Linked DNA regions of Homo sapiens: region 2 is linked to region 1. A link is an interaction called in ENCODE POLR2A ChIA-PET data of the cell type or tissue named here. Cell type or tissue: Caco-2. All regions are shown on one strand. Each heading gives the region's core, and the rest is flanking DNA. Links, peaks and the distances in the headings are about the cores only.

Region 1 (6,297 bases), core at 383-5,382:
AGATGGTAAATCTTGCTTGTATATTTTACTGTAATTAGAAATAAAATATAAAAAATAAGTGTTAAGATTTAGAGCCATTGTTTAATGGTGTGTTTGTGGGGGAAGGAGGAGAAGGTAAGAAATAAAAGGATCTTATTGGGGAAATGGGAGGAAGAAAAGACCTGAGGTTAAATTTTGGCTTATCTCTTTTTTAACTATGTAGGTTAGACAAGTTCCTTACCCTTCTCAACCTTAGTTGCCCCCATATCTGTAATGAACATGATCATGGTACCTACCTCGTAGAGAAGCCATGAGGATTCATGGAGAATGAGTGAAAAGAGCTCAGTACAATAACTGGCGCCTAATGAATCCTTTTTTAAAAAAGAGTATGCCTATTGACCAGGGAAGGTGTCTTCATTCATTCCAGTCTCTTAATATATTGATTGGCTTTTCAATAAAGCAGTTAAGTGCAGGATTGAGAGCTCTAAGAGACCAAAACCGGTCAGAGAGCACTTGTCACATCATCTCGTCTATTCTCAACTCAGAGGGTATTAAGTAACGTCCAGCTATTACCAGCACAGATCTCTCAGGTCTTAAAGATTGACACCTATGTCCAAGTAGTGCTAGGAGGCCCCAACTCTCTCACAAGGCCCATACATAATAATGTATGATACATAATACATACATATTTGGGAAACAGATTTTGTCCAGATCAGCTTCAAGGACATGACCTGGTCAGTGTTGTTCATTTGTGTCTTTCTTTTCTGAGGTGGTTGGTGGAGAGGCCACTGAGTTGTAACTTTTCCTTTCTTATCTGGGGCACTGAGAAGTAGGTTTCTCCTGTTTCTCAAGAGAAACAAAGTCATAGCAAGCATGCAACACCCTCATGACATTGAGGAAACTATAAAGACCAAATGACATTTCATGTCTTCTTTCCCTCTCTTTATGGGGACTTTCATAAATTATCTCTTAGCAATTGAGCAGACCAAACCTTATGTCCTCTAGGGACAGGTGTTCAAAAGCATTTGTCTCCAGATGAAGGAAGAATTGTCACATGGCAAAGGTTAAGCTCTTGGTCTGGTGAGACAGGATGGACTGAGGGTTATGTGGACATCACTCAGTAAACATTATTACATACCAGAGATGAATTTGCTGGAAAGCTAATGGTGCTTAAGTTCATGCCCCCTCCTTTGCACAAGTCTCTTCCAAAACTCTGGCAGTGTATTCTCATGTTTATGTTTTTGTAAATTTTGCAAAAGTAAGATTTTTCTTTAAAGAAACCCCCCTTCCACACTCCTATCAAATTCAGGCCCCATGAAACCTGGAGCCACCCAGGCTGTTATTTGTTGTTGAAATGTGGGCAGACAGAACCAACCACAATGTGGCAATTCTCAGCATGAGGGCATGCAAGTGCAGATAGAGAGAGGGGAGACTGAGAGTGGGATTGGCCAAGAAGTTGGGATGGAATGAATTCACTGAAAATAAGAAGAGTCTCTCTGCAGCTGTGTTGTACTAATGATGGGGCTGATAGGCCCCCGGAGAGTGGCAGATTTGGAAGCCAGCCTCCATTACCTCTGCAGTTTGTCTGTCTCGCCTGTTATACGGGACATTCTAGTAGGAAAAGCTCTGCTTGAGCTCTTCAGGGCAGACTTAATGACTAACGTCTTTTAAGTAAAATTTCCTCTGAACAATAGGAGCTAAGGTTGTATATCAGAACCAGACATAAATATATTTGGCCATGGATTACAATAAAATTTACTGGTGCTAAAGATAATCAAACCATTTCACTTTCCATGTATTTTATTGTCTGAAAAAAAAGTGATATCACTCCTTGGAAGGGAGGAAAATGACTTGCTTCATTTGCTATTCTGCTGGGAGTGAAAATCTCTGAAACTCAAAGGCAACTATGACTGTCTTTTCTCCCCTAAGTCTGCCCTCCCCATCAGGGAATACTGCCATCCCAGCTAGAAGGCACCAGCTCAGGTTGTTCTTTCAGCCTACCCAGGTTTTACAGCACAAAAGCTGTATGGCATTCTCTTTGCTAGCTGGTGGAAAGAGGCAAACTGTTGAGCAGATGTTGATTAACGGGGCCCAGGTCGCCGTGTTTGGCATTTCAGTTTAAGTTTAGTGGGGCTTTGATAGTGTATACACAGAGGGCCTGTGTCTCGCCTGAGGTAATGAATGCTGCAACCTAACACGCGCATTGTCTTTCCGAGCCTCAGTGTTGCAATATTGAATTACATCGCACTGCCATGAGGGCTGTGAGCCTCTGAAGACCGACATTTGGCCCATGTCAGATCTTAATCGCTTTTTGATATAAGACTACATATACAGAGCATGAGGGCAATTTTTGAATGACTTAATAAAAATGGAAGCATCTTGAAAACAGGCTTTTGATTGTTACTGCAACAGTTTTCTCCAACTTGCTTGCTTGAGTGTTGGCAAAGCAACTTGATTGTAAATGCCTTTCTAAAAGAGATGACCCATATTTTATCCACAGACAGTATATTGAACTAGGGACTTACTAGTTGTATGGACTGAGTCAAGTTGTTGTATCCCTTGAAGCCGCAGTTTGCTCATCGATAAAATAAGAACACAGTATCTTTTCCATAGGATTATTAGGAGAATGAAATGATACAATGGATGTTAAAAGTATCCAGCAGGGGGGACAAGGTACCCAACAGAGATGATAGGACGTAATAGACATTTGATACGTTATATAGCCAATCATATTTAAATATGCTATCATATATATGAAAGGCATTTATTCAGTAATATAGCTGTATTCCCATCATGTTCCACATCTAGACTTCATTCATATGTTATCTCAAAATTGGGTGCAGTGGTTTGAAATGGAGCTATCTCTGGAATTTTTACTTTGAAACCCTTGAACTAAATCTCCCCCGTTCAACGATGTTTGTTTTTCCTTATTCCAATTCAAAGCAGATTCATCACTCTGGCCCATGTGTGGGCACAGTCCTGCTATTTCTCTTTAAGCACTGCCTGACATTTCCTAAAAAGCAATGGGTCGGGAGGCAGGTACTGTACACAATTTTAGTAAAAGACCAACTTTATATCATTCTCTGTTTTTCCAGAGAGTATAACTTTAAGCCTAAGAACAAAATGGGTGTAATAATTGCCATATAATTGCCAGCTGTTAGCAAAGTTTAACTTACTGGGAACTTGAAGGAAGTGTTTACAGATGATTCAAAGGTGTGCTTTTGAATAAATGATCTCAGCCTATTCGGGGTGGGGGTGGACCATGAGCTGCAGCTGGTCTGTCTGCGTCTTTGTATCTCCTGTAACTTTGAGGAGGTTACAGTTTTATTGCCTGGAATTAAGAGGGGAGAAATGTAAACTGCTTCAAGAGCTTTGAAGTTTTGGTTTTAAGGGTTAGGCTGGTTAAGGTTTTACTTAAAAAAAAAAAGTCAACTTCTTCTTAATGATGCCACCTTACATTGCGAAGGGGACTTATAATTTTCATAGTACACATGTTTTTCCATTTGATCCCTTCCGTAAATCCAGTGGAGTCATCGGGGCAGCTATTATGCCCATTTTTGTAGATAAGGAAGCTGAGGTTCTAAAGTGGCTAAACGGCTTGATTGAGATCCTGAGATAGAAAAGCAATGGGAATCAAGTTTTCTGGCTTCCAGTAAATAATGATTCCAACAATAATTGTAATGGCAAGGACATGTAAAAGATCAGGAAAATGTTTTATATGTCAGTTGTTGAGCTAAGTTCTTGATGTGTGTAACTCGGGTGCCACCTGAGGTCATCCTGTCCTTTGAGATGTAAATACAGCTTACATGTTCTACCCCACATCCAGAAAGAAGCCCATTCCTCCCCACTTCTCCCCATCCCTCACAGTCTCCTCTTTCCAGAATGCCCTCCAGGTGTGAATTTCCATCCCCGTTATACTGCTCACTTACACCTCTTTTCCCTGTGGGTCTGGTTGTTCAGTTTACCCACTCGTGGCACACAGCCTCTTCCCTTTAACTTCTCCTCTTACCACTCACACAAGGCATGTGGGCTGAGCAGTCTTTCCTGAAACCTTAGGTTGGGAGAGCAGGGCTTATAATCATAACAAGGAGGACTTGAGAAAGTGGAGCATCAGGCTTCCTTGATTCTGCACAAAGCTGGTGCTGCCTCGCCATGTGGAGTTTTTCATCAGTCACTTTGCCTGCTTGTTTCAGCAGCTTGCCATGTGTTCAGCTTCTTCCCTTACCTACTTTTTTCCTTGGCCCACCTGACTACCTTTCTTCACACTGTCAGTCCTACCCCACCTGAAGAGTGTGGGAAAGATGAGAGGCTGGAGGTGTGGTCTGTCAGGAGGCAGAGGAGCATGAAGACACTTCAACTCCACTATTTTCAGATAGGGTAGGGCTGACAGTCCTATGATTATGTGGGAAAGATTAGTACTACTAATAGTGGTTCATACTTCCCTAAGCAACAGCAACACTTCTCTCAAAATGCAACTCGGGTCCCAGCTCTTAAAATTCCATTTCCCCCTTGCTTTCTACATTTGCATTAACTCTTGTAGCTGCGATAACTACCTTCTGGGATAGGTGTTACTATTATCCCATTTTACTGTGGATAAAATGAGGCTCAAAGACATTAGCTAACCTGCCCAACACACACAGAATTTAAATATCTCCTCATATTCACTGGTCTGAGGGTCATCAGATGTTTTCTTAAAGGGCCAGATGGCCTCCATTGCAAATATTCAGTTCTGCCATTTGTAGTACTACAGCAAGTATAGATATTGGCTGGGTTTCAATAAATTCTGTTTACAAAAACAGGTGGTGGGCCGGAAACTGGCCTGTGGGCGGGAGTTTGCTGACCCTGCGCATTAGCATACTGCTGCCTTTTCCCGTAATACTGGCTCTCTATTTAATGTCTCTAAAACCTAAAGTGGATTGAGAACAGAATCCAGGACAGAATCCATGTGGCCACATCATTTTGAGTTCTTTTTCTTTTTCTGGCTGAAAGCATCTTGTAGCTTTTCACAGAGCAAACAGGTCTGCAATGACTGTTAAGCTACCCATAGGGCATCCTTGATGGCGCTTCCTCTGAACTTGGTTGGAGACATGCTGGGATTTTACAGTCTGGGCCAACAGCACATTACTAGAATTGTGTGACTGTTTTTTGTAGTTTCTTTTAAAGCGAAGTGGACAGTGCATGCACTGCCTATATTTCTCAAAGTCTGGTTTTCTCTCTGGGGCCACAAGGACCTAAGAGAACATAGTTTATACTCAATTTATTGTGTCTAAACAACAGCAGGAGTTGCTATTTTCTACATCTTAGGACACTAACTCTGACAAATAAATGTGACCAGGTTAAATTTGTGTGTGTGTGTGTGTGTGTGTGTGTGTGTGTGTGTGTGTGTGTGTGTGTGTTTGAGATGGAGTCTCACTCTGTCGCCAGGCTGGAGTGCAGTGGCGCGATCTCGGCTCACTGCAACCTCTGCCTCCTGGGTGCAAGCAATTCTGCTGCCTCAGTCTCTTGAGTAGCTGGGACTACAGGCACACACCACCATACCCGGCTAATTTTTGTATTTTAAGTAGAGATGGGGTAGCTGCCCAGTGTATGGTGTTGATGGAAGTCAGTGTCCTGTTTTGCTTAAGTCTGGTCTCATCTCTGAGCTCTGGTTCTCAAGATTGATGTTGAAAACAAAGATATCTTCTCTCTGCAAGGATGATTTAAAGAAACACTGAAAACGACTTTTCACTTCTTCTTTTTTGGCATTTCAGTATCTTACAAGTGACCAAAGGTTGTCTCCCTCTCTCTCTGCACTCCCACCCCCTTTTTTTCTAAAAAATATGTGTGAAGGCAGTCCATCATTATTTGCCAAGTTTCAGTTTAGAATTAAGTTTTACAGCTGGCTTATCATGTAATCCCCTGCAAATAGGGGTTTGAAATGAAAAATGTTAAAACCATCTTAATCTGCTGGTAAATGTTTTCATTCTAGCACTTATCTGAGTTCCAAGTGGGCCTTGGAAAATTATTCTTGGGTCTCTTATTGAATGTATGAATCATGAATTGCATTCCTTCCCAACAAGCAGAGCAAAGTTCTGGTAAAGCCTACAGCCCAGGGAAGTGCTTCATTCTGAACTGTAAATAGGTCCCACCTGCCTGTGTCTTCTGTTGGGTAGAAAGTACTTTTCAGGACCTCTGGCTGCAGGCATCAGGGAATGGGTGGGGAATGGGCTTTCCTCTGTGAAATCCTTATATGAGTTTCTCATGTGCTTTCCCTAATAACTACTACTTTAGAAGAATCAAGGAGCTGTTCCAGAGCTGCTTCTGCCTACCTAATATTTC
Region 2 (6,297 bases), core at 658-5,657, 85 kb after region 1:
CTAATGATAAAGATGATAACTTCTTTGTTTTTGTGTTCTCAATGCCTGACCCATGGCTCATGTTTCAGAAATATTTTGTTGGATGACTAGGTGGATGGATGGATGGAAGGATGGATGGAATGATAGGTACATAGATTGGCATCAGGGAAGCCAAATGGGAGCTATTTCAGTGTCTGGACAATGAAAACAAAGGCATGAACTGAGCTAGTATCAATAAGAATTGAGAGGAGGTAACTATTTTGATAGATATTTTAAATTAAAATGGTAGAGCACAGTGATCTATTGTGTGTGATGTTCTGGGAATATGGAAGACTCACTCCTCTTTGACTCCCAATCTTGGGTGGTTTAATGAAGATAAAGGGTACAGAAGAAGGAGGGTGATTTTGGCTATGAGGAGGCAACAGTTGAGATTTTAATTTCAATATATTAAGATGTATGTAGGATATCCAGGATTGTTCAACAGACATTTGAAAATTTGAGAAAGGTACTGATCCTTACTCCTCCACCACCCAGAGGGTGATTTCAGTTCCTTTCTGGCATTCCTTCTTTCAGCTCCATTCTCTCTCTCCAGCCCCCTTCTTCATACCCCAATCTATATGTTACTGACATGGAAAGATGTCCAAGACATACTGTAAAATGTATAGTATTGTCCACTGTATTTTTAAAGATGTGTCTATGCTTGCATTATGCCTAAAAAATTTCTAGAAAGATTGACAGAAAACCCTTAACAGTGAGAGTGGTTTATTGGGGAAGATGGAGGGACAATATAAGTTTTCTTTTTATAAACTTTTTTATAGCATTTAATTTTTTATTACTAGCATTTGTAATTTTTTAATTAAGATATATTTGCATACCATAAAATTCACCCTTTTAAAGTGTATAATTAAGTGATTGTTGGTATATTCACAAGGTTGTGCAACCATCACCACCCTCTAATTCTAGAATTAAAATTTAATCACCCCAGAAAGAAACCCCATACCCATTAGCAGTCACTCCCCTCTCCCTCATTTATTCCCTCTTTCCCCCAGCCCCTGGCAACGACTAATCTAAGTATTTGAGTATTTGAGACCTTTTATTTAATTGGGATTATATATTATGTGTTTTTGTGTGACTGACTTCTTTTACTTAGCATAATGTATTTGAGTTTCATCCATGTTATAGTATGTATCACCATCTCATTCCTTTCTATTGATAATATTCCATTGTGTGGGTATACCACATTTTGTTTATCTTTTCATCAGTTGATTGACTTTTAGGTTGTTTCCAGTTTTTAGCTGATATGAAAAATATTGCTATGGACATTCATGTGCAAGTTGTTGTTTGAATATATGTTTTCACTTCTCATGGCTGTATATCTGCAAGTGGAATTGCTGTGTCCCGTGGTAACTATGTTTAGCTTGTTGAGGAACTGCCAAATTGTATTCAAAAGTGGCTGTGCCATTTTACATTCCCGCTAGCAATAAATAATTGTTCTAAATTCTCTGCATTCTCACCAACACTTCTTCTTATTTTTCTTTTTGACCATAGCCATCCTATTGGGTATGAAGTGGTATCTCATTGTGGTTTTGATTTACATTTTTCTAATGACTAGTGAGATTGAAGATCTTTTCATGGTCTTATTGGCCATTTGTATATCTTATTTGGAGAAATGTCTATTCAAATTCTGTGCCCATGTTTAATTAGGTTATTTGTCTTTTTATTGTTGAGTTGTGGTATTTATATATTCTAGATGCTAGACCCTTATTAAATATATGACTGTTAGTTTTTCTTGTATATTAGTAATTTTTATTACTAATACTACTATAGTAATTAGTAATATTACTAATTAGTAATTATTAGTATTTGATATGTCCTTTTAAAATCCTGTTTAATACACAATACTAAATTTTTTTAATAAGTTGTAAAGGGAATAGTTTTAAAAATTTTGCTCTCAGAGAAAGTAAGTTGATTTGTGATTTGTTATTTGCGCTATTATAATTAAACATGTTGTTTACAAATAAATTACTAGCTGACAGCTTTATATTGGCACTGCTTTTTTGATGGTTCAATGAGGTACTACATTTTGCCAAAACTTTAAAATAAAGCGAACCTTGACCCCAAACATATATGCTCCTGCAACACACATGCGGCCATTTATATGAAATAAATGCTTCCTCTCTTTTGGTAATGTCTTAGTTACCTTTGAAATGGATGCTTACCTTGAATATTTGCTTAGTTTTTATGTCTACCAGTGTGACTGAACTTCAAAATTTGAGCTACTTCCAACCAAATAATTTGCCCATTTAAATGCTCAGGGTATGGCCTCATTTTATAGTGCCATAAAATGAAATTTAAAAAGCCTCTCCAGAGAGCTGTGATTACCATTTTTTTCTTTAGTTGTTAGCCAAGCTAATAAATATTCTTAGCAGTTCTGTCATCGTATGTCATATAAAACTAGATCTAATGATCAAACCTAAGAGAGGATCCCAAGCACTACAGCCTTCTGTGTGGCTCTAGAGGAAGAAGCAATTCACCTGATCATTAGACCCTTGGGTTTTCGGAAGCAGGACTTAACACTCAACCCTGAAAGGGGTGTATGGAGGTGCTCTTGCAAAGGCTGGCTTACTGCAGGTCAACTGGCTGCTTAGGGAAGTGAAGGTAGAACCATGTGGCCCTGTGATGCTATGTGTTCTTCAGTTGTCACTGCAGAGACATTTGGCTGGGACTGGAGATGGTCATACTGGCTTCTCTCTTCCTGTATATACAGTGGTGAAGGGTGTGTGTGTGTGTGTGTGTGTGTGTGTGTGTGTGTGTGTGTGTATGTGTATAAAATTCCTGACCAGCGACTTTCCAGTTTTCCAGCTTTTCTGGCTCTCCAGCATACCATCTTGGGTTCTATAGCACATGATCTCTCTTTCCAAAAGTATCCATTAAAGCTTGGGACCTTTCTCAAATTTTTGACAGCCAGTAATTCATAAAGGAAAAATGAATTAAGTCCATTTTACCTTTAATTTTCTCCTGTAGGGCAGGAGAGTTGTTTGGAAGTGATTGCTGCAGGCTGTTAAGACAGCTACTTAGCTTTCAGGGCTGGCAAGAGAAGGATGAAAAGTAATGAGTTAACCTGCTAAGAATTTGGCCATTTTAATCATTCGAGTCTGGGTATACTTTGTCTCCATTTATACTGACTGGGGAAACAGTTATCTTGATAAGCAAGGATTTATCTCACCCTCACCTCTCAGTGGCTGCCTGGATTCCGAGTAGAATAGACCCCTTTATGTAGCAAGGGGAATGGGCATGTTTTTTATGAGTTAGAAAAAGAAAAAAAGCCATTGGTATTTTTTTAAAGTTCTTATCAGCAAAGAGCATTACTGAGAAATCCAATAGGGTAGTGATGACATTCAATTTTATTTGTACCAGGAATGCACAGATGGCTGGAGTTAGCAGCTATTCATTTTTAGCACATATCTCTCATTATTGTTAATGAGAATTACACAGACCTATCAAAGGGCGGAAATAGAGGAGAGTCAGTAGTATCAAATAAACGTGTATCATTTTTGTGCAAAGGTCACATACTTTGAATAATTCCTTTCTGTAATTGTAGCTTCCCATTGTTAGTTTATTCTTGTTGAATTTGTGTGTTGTCATGGTGTTTTTGACGGCCTGGAGAAAAGCATTTCAGCAAACTGCACAGGTCTGAGACTTATAATTAGTCATTGCAGCTTGTGGGCTCTTACGCAAATAGCTCAATCGAGATGTGTTTTTATGTAAAAGTTTCTCTTGATTAATTGCCCAGGAAATGCCTTCAGTTCATAGAGATTTCTAAATCTATATCAGAAATATTCTACTCCCAACAATTTGTTCGGTGAGAAAACTGTGATTCTTTTTCTGAGTCATCATGTTTTCAGGTGTTGCCAGGAGTTTTCTTTTAATCAGTTTCCTTCAAACAGCAACATAGAAAATAAACATCAACAGCCAGGGAAATTACTGTTCCTTGTCATTTCACTTCTACATTTGGAATGTAAGCCAATACTCTGATTTTCTAGAAGATCCATATTAAAATATAATGTTAAAAAAAGAAAATAATAGAAAATCAAGTAATTAAAAATATAAGGAAAGCAGATTTGAGTTCACTATGAAACAACAAGTTATTAAGAATTTGACACTTTATTTTTGAATAGTATCTGTTTTGTGGTGCTATATATACCACAGACTGGGTAATTTATACTGAACAGAAGTTTACTTCTCACATTTCTATAGGATGGAAAGTCCAAGATCAGGAAGCTGGCATCTGGTGAGGGCCTTCTTGCTGCTTCAGCCCATGGTGAAAGGCAGAAAGGCAGAAAGGCAGAAAGGCAAGAGAGGGCAAGAGAGTACAACAGAAACGGTGAGAGAGGGCTGAACTTGTCCTTTCATAAGGAACCCACTCCCAGGACAACAGCATTAATCCATTCATAAGGACGGTGCCTCCATGACCCAAACACCTCCCATTAGGCCCCCACCTTCCAGCATTGCTGCATAGGCGATCAAGTTTCCTACTCATGAACTTTGGGGGACACATTTAAACCACAGCAGATAAAATGTTGCTTTCTTCATGGGTTGGGCTTTGAAGATGTTGATTTCATAAGGGTTTTCAGTTTCTTCAGCTGAGAAAGGGGCAAGTTTTTCTTATAAATTTCTTCTTTGAAGGAAGAATTCTGATTTTATAAGGTACAACAAGAAATAATTTAGGATTTATACCAGAAAAAGGGCCTAATAGTAATCAGAATCACTGCATGGGCTGAGAAATACGAGGTTGAGACCCTATCATCAGGAAAACACCTAATTTTTGCAAATCAGTTCCTTTTTTCTGCTTTATCTTGAATCTTAATGAAATATTTTTCATATTCATCTAATTAGTGTTGGTGTTTTTCTTAAAAAATTTGACTTATTACCTACTAGTATAGAAAAATCCATCTATACAATATGACTTTAAATTATTTCTCATTTCTAAATTATGCTACAGCTACATTTAATAAAGAGTTATCCATACATTATCCCATAGGAATTTTCGAAAACTTTAGTTATTTCTCAAATCTCAGCTATTCACTGATAACGTTTCCTTAGATGCTGTATGAAGAATGTTAGAGTAAGCTTACTCCTGTCTGTCTATTTTCAAGGAGTATCAGATAGTTTTTAGTCTTTGCAATGTCTCTGTTATACAGAAGGCAGAGCCTACATGTAAAAGAGAGATGCCTCACAAGCACTGTTTAGGGATATGTGTGTGTGAAATAAATATAAATATATATGTATGCATGTGATTGTGTGTTTGTCCTCTGATGGGAAAAAATGGGTATTTACTGAGTTTTCTGTGGTGAGAAGGAGAGAAAGCACTTGGAACAGCCCATGGTGGGTGGGAGTCATGTAGCTTTGGATAAACAGTCTTACAGCTGCCCAGTGAATTTTTTCTTTTTGGTGGTAGGATTATCATGGTTAGCTCTGATAACAGGGAATTAGGAAGTGTGGTAAATCAGAGGTATTCAGTTAGGAAAGTGACATGAATTTTGGAGTCTAATAGATTGGGGTGGAGCTCCAGCACTGCCTCCCTCTAGCTAGATGAGCCTTCTAAGCACGTTGCTTTCCTGCTCTTCCTCATTTTTCTGGTCTATGTAATATCTATGTCATAAGATTGTCGTGAGGATTAAATGAGGTGTATATACAACATGAACATTGCCTGGTCCAAAGAGATGCTGATCAAATGCTACATTCTATGGCATACATGCTTAGGCACCTGAGTTGGAGATCCTAGTGGCTGCTCTGTGGGTTTTAGATAGGGTAACATTCCTAAATGTTTGGCCACCCTGCCCCTGGGAGCTCTAGAAACATTGCCATCCAGGTGGAAACTAGAAAGGGCATGAAAAACTGTGGGTACCCAGGATTTTCATGAATCCCACTAGGTAAAGTTCCTGTCATGACTCTAGTATGGAGGATTATGTCCATTGAGGAAATAGGCTTGGTCAAGAAGAGGGAAGGCTTATGTTCCAGGGGTCAGGAATCTGTACATGGGCTCTCAAGACTTATTTGACCCTAGCCCCTTGTTTGTTGGTTTTGTTTTTGTTTTTTGGTAACGTTATTAACATACCCTAGAGCTAGTACTGGTAGAACGCTATTTGGAAACCACTGGGTTAGGAAAAATATGTCATCAAGTGAAACTGAAACAGGTGACATTTTAGCGGTGGATTTTGGAAGTGGTTGTGTTGAGGCAATTGTGTGGGGAAGTGGTTTGTTCTGTCTTCTCATTTAATCAGGGGGAAGTGGTTTATGCCCTCTTTGCCGATAATT

What was found. Peaks named below come from ENCODE experiments on the same cell type or tissue, not always from the same donor. Only the 100,000 strongest peaks of a DNase experiment are listed, where the experiment ranks them.
Region 2: POLR2A ChIA-PET joins it to region 1 with 9 read pairs; 2 of 35 experiments call an interaction of 5 or more read pairs at or near these places.

Annotation. Positions count from the first base shown.
Region 1 is chr3:56,050,905-56,057,201 of GRCh38, reverse strand. The region is part of intron 7 of ERC2 (ELKS/RAB6-interacting/CAST family member 2); the gene reads left to right. Among named protein-coding and RNA genes, the nearest start is that of MIR3938, 200 kb to the right of the region's middle. In Caco-2, for the core only: no CTCF peak of the experiment used is centred there; DNase peaks (open chromatin) are centred at 1,051, 2,131 and 3,241.
Region 2 is chr3:55,965,895-55,972,191 of GRCh38, reverse strand. The region is part of intron 12 of ERC2 (ELKS/RAB6-interacting/CAST family member 2); the gene reads left to right. Among named protein-coding and RNA genes, the nearest start is that of MIR3938, 120 kb to the right of the region's middle. In Caco-2, for the core only: no CTCF peak of the experiment used is centred there; no DNase peak of the experiment used is centred there.